2 separate regions of the Homo sapiens genome follow, and region 2 is linked to region 1. Evidence: read pairs that join two places in POLR2A ChIA-PET (ENCODE). Cell type or tissue: MCF 10A. All regions are shown on one strand. Each heading gives the region's core, and the rest is flanking DNA. Links, peaks and the distances in the headings are about the cores only.

Region 1 (5,375 bases), core at 171-5,170:
CTTGTCAAGATCACCTTGACCTCCATGTTGCTGAAGCCAAAGGTCCATTCTCAGTCCTCATCCGATTTGACCCTTCAGCAGCATTGGAAAAGATTTATTGAGTGCTTCCAACTCCTTGAAACATTTTCTGCATTTGGCTTCTAGGACACCACACACTGCTTTGTTTTCTCTGTCACCTTTGCCAGTTTCTCCTTTGTCCATGACCTTGTAATGTCAGCTCTTTGTCTTCTTTTTAAAGACACTCCCCTTTGATGACCCCATTTTGTCTCATAGCTTTAAATACCATTGGTATGCTATAACTTCCATGTTTATATTTTTAACCTAAATCTTTTCCTAAATTCCAGATTTATATACCCAACTGCCTACTCAACCTTTCCACTTGGATGCCTAAGCACATCTCAAGGTGATCATAGCTAACACAGAACTCTTGGGTTTTAGCCTGAGCCTGTTCCACTGCCACCTTTCCATGCCAGTTAATAGAAACTCCACCATCCCAACAGCCCAGGGAACATCTTGGTGGCATTCTCAACCTCACTTTTTCACTTATCTCTACATCAAACCTGTTATAAAACCCATTGGCTCTATCTTCAGAATACTGAGAACCTGACCAATTCTCACTATCTTTTCTGCTACTACCCTGGTCTAAATACCATCATCTAATTTTTGTTTTCTTGTTTCTGTCCCTGTTTCCTTGTAATCTATTCCCAGCATGGCAGCCAGGTTTAAGTAATCCTTAGAATACTTGAGTAACCTGATATCAGTGCTGTGCTAATAACCTTCAGGGCCTCCGTTTTATTCAGAATAAAAGTTTTATTCTGAATAAAACTCCTTGCCGTGGCCTGGAAGTCCCACAGATGTGGGTCCTGCTGCTTCCTGACATCAGCTCCTGGGATATTTCCTTTTGCTCATTTTGTTGCAGCCACGCTGGCCACTGTAATCTCTGAAATGTGAACACTCTTCCTCCATATGTCAGTTTGACTCACTCCTGCACTTCCTCCGAGTCTTTCCCAAATGCCACCTTTCCAATGAGGCCTCCCTGAGCACTTCGTTTAATTCTGTAACTGCCCCACCCTCTCTGCTCTGACTCAATTCTGCTGTACTCTTTACCATTTCCTAGATAATTTACTCACTTATTACTCTGTTTTACCTGTTTCCAACTGCTAGGATGCAACCAAGTTCAAGGAGGGCCAGCATTGTTTTGTTCATTGATGTTTTCAAGTACCCAGAACAGTGTCAGCACATGTGAATCTTTAATAAATATCTGTTAAATAGAAATTGACTTTCACAATTCTCTTGTCTAAGTTTGTGTGCTTTTTTCATCTGTCATGGAATTTCCTGCTGTTCATTTTAATCTGATCTGACCTGGATAAAAATATCAAAGTGAGGAGGCAGAGAATGCTGTTTCAATAGCTTTGGACCATGAACCTATTTTACCTTAAAAATTTTATGCCAAAGAGGCTGGGTTTAAGACCAGGCAGGACAATGTGCTCCTTCTTTGGACAAAGATGTCACAAGTGCCCCCGTCCATTGTGATGACAAGAGTCTCTGCTGTCCTCCTGCAGTGGTGGTAACTGTGCACTGATTTTTCACCTGCTGTCTTCCCTTCAGGCCATGGAGTGAGAGCGGGCAGCCTCTTTCCCAGTTAGGGCTCTGAGACAGAGTCGTGCCAATTGAGCATACAATCTGATGACCTCTGTGCTTCCAATTAAGTTCAGTCTCCCAACTCTCTGCTCAGCTTCACTTGATGGTTAATGGAAATGAGTTGTGTTTCTAGATCTGAGCCACACACTTGGTGTTTCCACTGTCATTTGCTGAGTGCAAGTGCAGTATCAAATGGCTCCCCTCTGTGCCTCACAGGTGAGACCTAGGAATCCAAAGCTTTCACCTCCTCTGCTCCACCCCATTATCCGTGGATGCAACTATTGCACGTGGGCCTGCCCTGTGAGGCTGTGGGCGACATTGCAACAAGATTCTCTGCTGCCAGTTTGTAGCCCCTAAACCCAGTGCATCCCTGACATCCAGCACCAGTGAGGAACATTGCAGAATGAACTGGTGGTGGCCAATTCAGCAGCCACAGCATCTTCAGTGGTTTAATGTAAATATACACAATTATGAAAACAATGCCCTGCAATTGTGCTCAAAGTCTTTGCCACAACAACTCCTCTCCTCTTCTCCTTGCCGTAATTCTCTCTTCCTATCTTATGACTTAGGAGGTTCAATCTATTCTCCCCTTGCCAGAGGAATTCAGAACGCTGTCAAACTTAAATAGCTATGTAATGTATCTATGGGCAGGTTGGCTGTGGGAGGCTTGGAAGTCAATGGTATTTTAAATATTCTCTCTCTGTGTTCAAGACTGGACCTCAATGTGTCTGGACAAGTAGAGAGAAAGAAATGGCAGTAAGACCTGCCCTGTCTCTGTTCAGTGTGCAGTGGGAAAGTCCAACTCTTCACTCATGCAGGCATCCTCTGATAGGCACAGTAGTGTTTGTGTGCATGTGTGTCATGCATGTGCATGTACATGCATGTGTGTGCACATGTGTGCGCATGTGTGTGCTGAGCTACCTGTAAAGAGTAAAGCAGTAATTACTCCCGATGAGCTGGACAGAAGCCTCCCTCTTTACTGGAGAGAACGACTTGAAACTGAGTGTGGCAGGGTTGGGGGAGAGAGTGCTGGCACCAGCAGCTGCTTTAATAATGCCACTCACCTTTGCTGATTAATATGCTTGTCAAAATAAAAGGCAAATGGAAATGACCCCACAGCACAGAGAGTGGGATGGGATTGGCCGAGCCATCTGGCCCCAGATTAATTGCTAGCACTTTCATCTCCTCTCCTGGGCTCCAGATACAATGGGATGATAATGGAAAAGAAATGCACCCAGATCTGTCTATCTTGCTCCTTGTATTCATAGCTGGGCCCAGAGCCAGTCATGCTTTGCTGGCATTTAGTTCCCCAGGGGGTTGAAAGAACTCAGGCATCTTTCCCAGAAAAACACTCTCCAAAGGCCTCAACAGTTTGCAGCAGAGCTCTACTGTAGCTCTACTCAGCTTCATCAATAAGGGCACCATAGGGCAAAGCAAAACAGCTTCCCACCTGAAAACAAGAGCACCCTATCAGAGGAACTCTAAGAGGTCTGTTTGCTTTACCCAGAAATGAATGCAGCTGAGTTAGGAGGCCCAGGAAGGGAAGAGCTTGTCCACAGCAGGGATAATGGAGAGGCACTCCTGATAGCAGACTGGAAAGAGTTGGACACTTTGGTCTGCACAAATGGATCTTGAGTTACACTGGAATTGTAGATGATATAGACAATGAAAATGGTTATTCCCACAGCCCAGAATAATGGCACTAGGAATCATCCCAGGAAGCTTCAAAGGAGCTCTGTACTTATAGTTCAAAAAACAGCTTGCATTTTGGGGAAGAAACAGTGAAATGCTATGTTTTCACCAAAAATGCTTTATTTTCCCCCTAGATATACAGAAAGAGGATATTTCCATGTCCCTTTTGGTTGAGGGTAGGGAATCTGACTTTGTTCTGGTAATAGGATGTGGGTGCAGTGAGGTAGCTTGATCCTGAAGCCTCCCATGGGGTCTCTGTGTTCTCTCTATTCCATCTCTGCTTCTCTTGTGGAGGTCCTAAAGGAAGGTGGAGCAACAAGAGAGAAGGATCCTGGGTCCCTTAGTGACTCTGTGGAGCACAGCCACTCCCACCCCTACCCCCAGCTACTCCTCTGAGCCAAAGTCAGGGCAAACAAGGAATAACCTCCCTAGTGTGCTAAGCCTCCGTAACAAAGTACCGCAGGCTGGGTGCCTTAAGACAAGAGAAAGGTATTGTCTCACATTCCCGGAGCTTGCCCTGGGCCATGTTCACTATCAAGGCTCCAGGGAAGGATCCTTCCTTCCTCTTTCTTGTCTCTGTGGTTGCTGGGAATCGTTGGCACCCCTTGGCCCATAGAGGCTCCACCCCAGTCACAGCCTCTGTCCACACGTGATGCTGTCCTTCTGTGTCTGCATGTGTCCACATTTTCCTTTCTTATAAGGACACCAGACATGGCTCAGGGCCCACCTTAAGCCAGCATGACTCCTTCCTAAGTTGATTATATCTTCAAGGACCCTGTTTCCAAATAAAGTCACATTCACAGGTACCAGGAATTAAGAGCATATCTTTTCTTTTTGGGAACACAGTTCAGCCTGTAACAGTGTCTATAATTTGGAGCTCATTTGTTACAGCAGCTGGTGTTACTTGCTCTGACTAATGTATGTCTGGCATTGGTCCCAACTTGGGCATAACTTTCTCCAGGAAGCCCTACCTTCCTGACTTCAAACCTAGATGGGGTGCTGCTTCACAGTGGGTTCTCCACATTGCCCTAAACTCCCTCTATCACAGCATTCACCATGCTGTGCCATCATGTCCTGCTCACATGGACAAGTGGACTCTTGTCTCTTCTCTGCTACACTGTTCATGCCAAAGGCAAGAATCTGCCTTTCCTGCTCCTTGTTGAATATCCTGGACCTGGCATGCAGTACATTTCTTAATCAATAGCTCTCACATGAATCAGTGGATGCTGTGAGAAAGACTGCCTGATGTGGCATAAGCAGCATCAGGTCGACTTTCTGCCTTCAAGAATCTTGCAGTCATTTATGGCCTCCTTGTTGCCAACTCCCCTGGCTTATTCTCCTCCTCATGCCCCTTGTCTTCTCTGCTTTATTCATAACTGTGGACACTCTGGAACGTGTACACATATTAATGTCATTTAAGAGTCTGGCTCCTAGAGGTTGTTATCTCAGCTCTCTGCCGCTCACCCCAGCATCAATCCCACCTTGAAACCTGCTTGTTCTCATTACTTTGGGACTCCTTGACTCTCCCCTTAAACATCACACCTCTAACAGAAGGATTTTCACTTACTCCATGCATAGAAGGTGTTGGTCACATTGAGTGGAATTCCTTCTAAATCCAGCTCCCAGTCCGTGACCTGCATGGCAGTGGCCCCTCACACTGAGAGAGTGAGTCTCCCCTTGAAACTTAGTTGCTTCTTTCCTCTATTTCTCAGAAGTATCACATCTCAGACTGTTAAAGCTGTTCTCGTGGAACCATTGTAGCCCTCAGGGATGGCCGGGTCCTGATGATCACTTTGTCCACAAGCACTGATGTTTTTTAACTTAAAAAAATTGACTTTGTTTTTGTGTATTCATTTATATTTTTTAGAGACAGGGTCTCACCCTGTCACCCATGTTGGAGTGCTGTGGTGTGATCATAGTTCACTGCAGCCTTGAACTCCTAGGCTTAATTGATCCTCAGCCTCCCAAGCAGCTGGGACTACAGGTATACACCATCATTCCTAGCTAATTAAAAAAATTTTTTTGTAGTGACAGAGTCTCAC
Region 2 (5,375 bases), core at 294-5,293, 120 kb after region 1:
TGTGAGTTTGACTTCACTGATCCCTGGAGGCTGGAAATTTTCCCTCTGGCAAGCAAGGTTAGGTCTAAAGGCTAAAACTCCCACAGTACCAGAACCAGGAGGCTGCCGGCTGCAGACAGCCCAGGAGCCCGGGGCATGGGAGAAAGCTTTCTGATTCATGAAGCATGAGATTTCATTAGGCTCATTGGAGTTACAGCCCGCCATGGTGGGTCCATGTCTGCCCTGTGGCCTGGCCCCACCATTCCAACAGGCGGCTACCAGCCTGCTGGAAGCCCAAGTGGAGTTCTGGTCAGCAGCACTGAAGGCTCCCAGGAAGGATGGGCGCTGGCAGGGCGTGGGACAGACCCAGTGTGGCCGGACATCCTGGGCCCAGTGAGGAAGGGAGGGGCTCCACTAGCAGTCTCACAATGACATGGGGCAGGGGTGAGGAAGGGGGAGAAGGGAGCTATTCTTTTATGCAAGTAGGTGGCATGTGGGCAGCCAGCAGAAACACAGGCAGGTGGGCTAGGGGAGACCAGGACAACGGGGGCATATATCAAGGTGTCCTAATCGAAGGGGACATGAGGTTGGGGGCCATAGGCCAGGGCTATGCCAGGTCCTCTCAGAGACCCTGACTAGAGCAGGCCCAGGACCAGGCAGGTAAAATTCAAAGGGATGAAAAAAAAAATGTGGGTCTCTGTATCCAGAGCTGGTCTCAGGTCAAGAAGAGGGCAAGGCCACCAGCCGCCCAGACTTACAGAACAGTTACAGGAAGAACACAGAGAGTTCCCAGATACCTTTCACTTGGAGACCCCAAATGTGAGCATTTTTACTCTCTGCTCTCTCTCTCTTTCCTCCCCTTTACGCCTAAAGACTTCAGTGTGTGTAAAAACAAGAACATTCTCTCACTTAACTACAAAAATTATCAAAATCAGAAAATTAAGGCCAATACAAACCTATTATCTAATCTACAGACCTTATTCAGATTTCACTGACTGCACCAGTAAAGTCCCTGGTGGAGGCGAAAGAAGCCGCAAGGTCATGTTGCACTTTGCTGACCTCTCCCTGGCCTCCCTTCACCTGGAGAACCCCTACCTTCCTTTATATTCCATGGCCCGGACATTTGACCACTCCAGGTTAGGTTCGTAGCGCGACCCTCAGTTTGGGCGGGCTGTTTTTAAATGTGCATCACAGGCAAATCCTCACTCCCTTTGCCAAAAGAAGCTGCCCTATTAAGCATGTGTCTTATTTAAATCTCAAGATGCTAGTTCTGTTTTGATAGATCAATAGGAACCACATTTGTTGGCAGGCCTGCTGTTCTGCGATTCATGTTTGTTAAAGCAACAGCAGCCTTTTCTCCCCTTTCTCTCTCTACTCAGAGAAGTGTTCTCTTTTTCTTGCCTTTGTCCCTCCATTCAGGCTGCTTGGGTGTGAAGACCCATGTCATCAGCAAAAGTGGGATCCCAGAGCCTACCTGCCATTCCCAGCAACAAGGATCATTCTGAATGATAATTAAGAATGTATTTTCCAACATGGAAGAATATCAGGCCTTCAGTAAGCGTGACTTGACAGCCCCCAGGGCGGCCCAGGTCTGAGAGCTGACAGTCATCAGAACCCCAGCACCACAGGGAGCTAAGATCACAGAGAAACCCTCAGAGCCGTGCATCGTAAGTAACGTGACCTCTGAAGCAATCAAGGAGTTGGTGCAAATCTGGTTTGCATTGCTGTGAGGGGGCTGGAGAATAAGTCAATGGGTAAAAATATTAGTCTGAATCACCAGCCCTTTTTACATAGGCCTTAGATTTGAGGTCAGCTTGAGCCTAAAATGTAAGCTCATTGGGCTTCATCCCTCGAGCCCTTCCTCTTCCTCCCTGGCTCATCCACCTCCTCAGTTCAAATCCATGAAACACAATTCAGTTCCAGCAATATGTGTTGAAGACACTTCGGTGCTGGGCTGGGCCAGGTGGTGCCTGCCTACGGCACAGCAATACCTCCAGCCTCAAAGCCACTGCACCACATGCATCTCTTCTCCTGTAGCTGCCCAATGCATTTATGTGTAGGTCCTTTTCCCCCAGGCTTCTGCTTCCTGATAAAGGAGAGGAAGAGGCCAGTCGAGTTGTATTCTGGAAATACTTTGCCTTTGTTCTTCTCCTTCCTGGTAGCTTCTTGAATCAATCCCTTCGCTTTCTTCCACCAAGCCAGAAAGCAGCCTCAGACTCTGAGCAGCCACTTCCAGTCCCTTGGGGCAGACACCCACGCAGAAGCCTGCTTGCATTTCTGTCCTGGGAGTGGAGAGAAGAGAGCCCTGTGGCTGTGTAGCCTGGCAAGGCTTTGTGGAAGAGGGGGCCCAACTTCACCTTAAAGAATGGGTGAGTTTGAGGGGCTCTCACAGAAATGGGAGGGGACTGGTATGGGTGACCTTGATTTGGGTCCACACAGACATCTCTTGGAGCCAACTATATGCTTTGAGCCAACTATAATGCTTCTTTTTTCTCTTCCTCCTTTAAGACACCTGGGTATACAGTGATTACAGGTTTAGTGGTAGGAGACTAAATTCTTTGCAACCTGGATTTCTATGTTCAACCTTGCAGCAGAATCTTTGCAGGTCAGAAAGAAAGGAAATAGCGGATGCTGCCTGGCGCTGTCCACATCCCTCAAATTCTCAGAGGTAACCTGAGACATCCCTGTACATGCCAAAGGTGTTCTCTGGCCTCCACGTGGATGGGCCACAAGTGACTGGGGACCTACCCCCACCTCCTGTAACAGTGCTCAAACAATGAGGATGGGTGAGACCCTGACTTCCTCACCCCTCCTTTTGGTGGGACAACTCTAAGTCATGGCATCTGCACAGCCACTCTGTAGCCTCAGGTGACCATGGAAGTAGCAGCTCATCCACCCCATTTTATTTATTTATTTTTATTTTTATTTTTTTTAAATTTTAGATTCAGGGAGTACACGTCCTTGTTTGTTACATGGGTATTACAGGTGTAATGGTGGAGGTTTGGTTTCTAGTGTATCCATTAACCAAATATTGAACATTGTACCCAAAAGGTAATTTTTCAACCCCCACTTCCTTCCCAGCCTCTCCACTTTTGGAGTCCTCATAGTTTTATCTCTCCATTTCTATGTCCATGTGTACCCATTCTTTAGCTCCCATTTATAAGTAAGAATATGCGATATTCTGCTTCTGAATTAGTTCACTTAGTGAGCAAAGCTGGATGGCCTCCAGCTGCATCCATGTTGCTACACAGGACATGATTCAATTCTTTGTTATGGCTGCATAGCATTGCGTATTCTATATGTACAACATTTTCTTTGTCCAGTTAACTGTTCATCGACCCTATTTTGTTAGCATTCCTCCCTTCTCTGTCTCCTTCCTCCACTCCCTCAGGGTGCTCCTGGGTCACCTTTCAAGTATATTCCCTGCCCCCAGTGCTAGCCTCAGGCTTCACTCTTTGGGAACACACTAAGACCACAGTGCATTTGACTATGAGTGAGGATGATCTTCCTACATTTTCTATGTGGCAAAGGCAAATGGAAGCTTGAGGACAAAGGCAGATCTCTGAGTTAAAAGGACACCTACAAGTCCTTCTCTGTGAGCTCATCTTAGGGCAGAGCAGACTCAGAGATGGGGAAGAGCCTCCATTTACATCCTGGCTGCTCCCATTCCATCACTTCCATCACTCTGGAATCTGTAGGGAAGCAGGCCAGTCCTCTGCCCTGAGGCTGAGGCAGGGGCGGTCCGGGCAGAACAGTTGCCAAGTTTCCGCCTCTGCAAGGCACACCATGGTGAACAAAAATGCCAAATCCTCCTCCAGATCCCCAGAAAGAGCCAGCTCTCCTGTTTGTCTCTCGTGGACTGCTGTGACCTGTGACCAGGTAATTAGGACTCTGGGTGACATTTCTCTCATTTAAATTCTCAGTTCTCTGTTCAAATCTAGAAAGAACAGCTCTCATTGAAAGGGTATGTTGGGAGGGTTTCTGTCAGGGCCCTGGGCCTCTTGCTGTCTGCCCTCACTGTGGATGTGAGAAGCAGAGATGTGTTCGGGTCATATGTACAGGGGAAATGGAGGGGTATCAGCGAGTATTTCCACTGGAAGGCACTACAGTGGGGCTGTTTGAGGCTGAGTTTTTGTTTTCTTTTGAGACAAGGTCTTGCTCTGTCACCCAGGCTGGAGTGCAGTGAAGCGATCAAGGCTCACTGCAGCCTTGACCTCCAGGCTCAAGTGATCCTCCCACCTCAGCCTCTCGAGTAGCTGGGACTATAGGTGCATACCATCATGCCCAGCTAATTTTTGTATTTTTTGGTAGAGACAGGGTTTTACCATGTTGCCTAGGCTGGTCTCAAACTCCTGGCCTCAAGTGATCCTCCTGCCTCGGCCTCCCAATATGCTGAGATTACAGGCATGAGCCACTGCACCTGACCTTGGATTTTATTTTTTTAAGATTCTTTATGAGCAGGCTCAAAGCCATTCTTCAATCACGAGGAATGAATGACCTCCAGCCCACGGTTGAAATTTCTGACAGGATGGAGTCATTTTATGGTTTCCTTCTGGGCCTGTCCTGGCAAGTGGGAGGCACAAGTGAGTACAGCCTGGAAAAGAGCATTCCACCTCATTTTCAGCTCAATTAACCTTTCCTGAAATGCCACAGTCCCTCAGAGAGGGGCCCTCCTGGGCCACATGAGATGGGAGGTGGAGGTTCACCACCAAGGCAGAGCAGGTAGATATGCTCCTTTAACTTTCTGGAGGCTGAGATAAGAACAAAAGCCATGAGCTCCCTATGGTTTGGGTTGAAGAAAAACCTCATTCATCCACTCCAAGGTGGTTTACATCCAGGCCAGGTGGGACGCCCTGGCTTTCCGCTCTCCCCTCAGAAAAGGGCTTGACCGAGGAAAGAGATGCAAGCAAAGTAGGCTGCAGGCACATTGAGCTCTCTGAAGACATGAGCCTGTTCCTCCAAGTGAACCTTGGTGGGTGTGGCCCCGGATCCCATGGAGGTGTCAGAGCTACCATCCACTCCCACATTGGACAGGGACGGCTGGAGCCAGGGCTCCTGGGCTCAGTAAACAAGTCCTCCTTTCTTACAGGACACTTGGAGGCAGCTTTTAACAACTCAGACCAGATGAGTGAGCACATTCTCACACATGTCCCATATTTCCCAAGTCAGTAACCAGCCCCTTGCAGAAGGCTGGTGATGCTTTACACCTTGGGGTCCTTCAGAGAAATGGGTTTGTCGTACAGCGTATCCTTTTCAACATGGATAAGCATTTTATTGTGCATTAATTCTAATGTAACGTTAATTGGAAATAATCCTTCTGGTGAGAAGAGCATAATTCTGCTGGCTTCTGGAGACTGGAAGAAGCTTTAGGACCCTCAAGGAGGAAGCCCTGTGGG

Evidence for each region. ChIA-PET counts read pairs that join two places held together with the same protein. Peaks named below come from ENCODE experiments on the same cell type or tissue, not always from the same donor. Only the 100,000 strongest peaks of a DNase experiment are listed, where the experiment ranks them.
Region 2: POLR2A ChIA-PET joins it to region 1 with 6 read pairs; 1 of 35 experiments calls an interaction of 5 or more read pairs at or near these places.

Annotation. Positions count from the first base shown.
Region 1 is chr20:22,697,644-22,703,018 of GRCh38, forward strand. No RefSeq gene overlaps it. Among named protein-coding and RNA genes, the nearest start is that of LINC01747, 15 kb to the left of the region's middle. In MCF 10A, for the core only: no CTCF peak of the experiment used is centred there; a DNase peak (open chromatin) is centred at 2,938.
Region 2 is chr20:22,822,044-22,827,418 of GRCh38, forward strand. LOC105372568 (a long non-coding RNA gene) reads left to right here. Exons shown (of 3, transcript XR_937351.2): 2 at 1,399-1,646; 3 at 2,142-2,339. Among named protein-coding and RNA genes, the nearest start is that of LINC01747, 140 kb to the left of the region's middle. RefSeq lists an enhancer at 1-301. In MCF 10A, for the core only: no CTCF peak of the experiment used is centred there; a DNase peak (open chromatin) is centred at 3,218.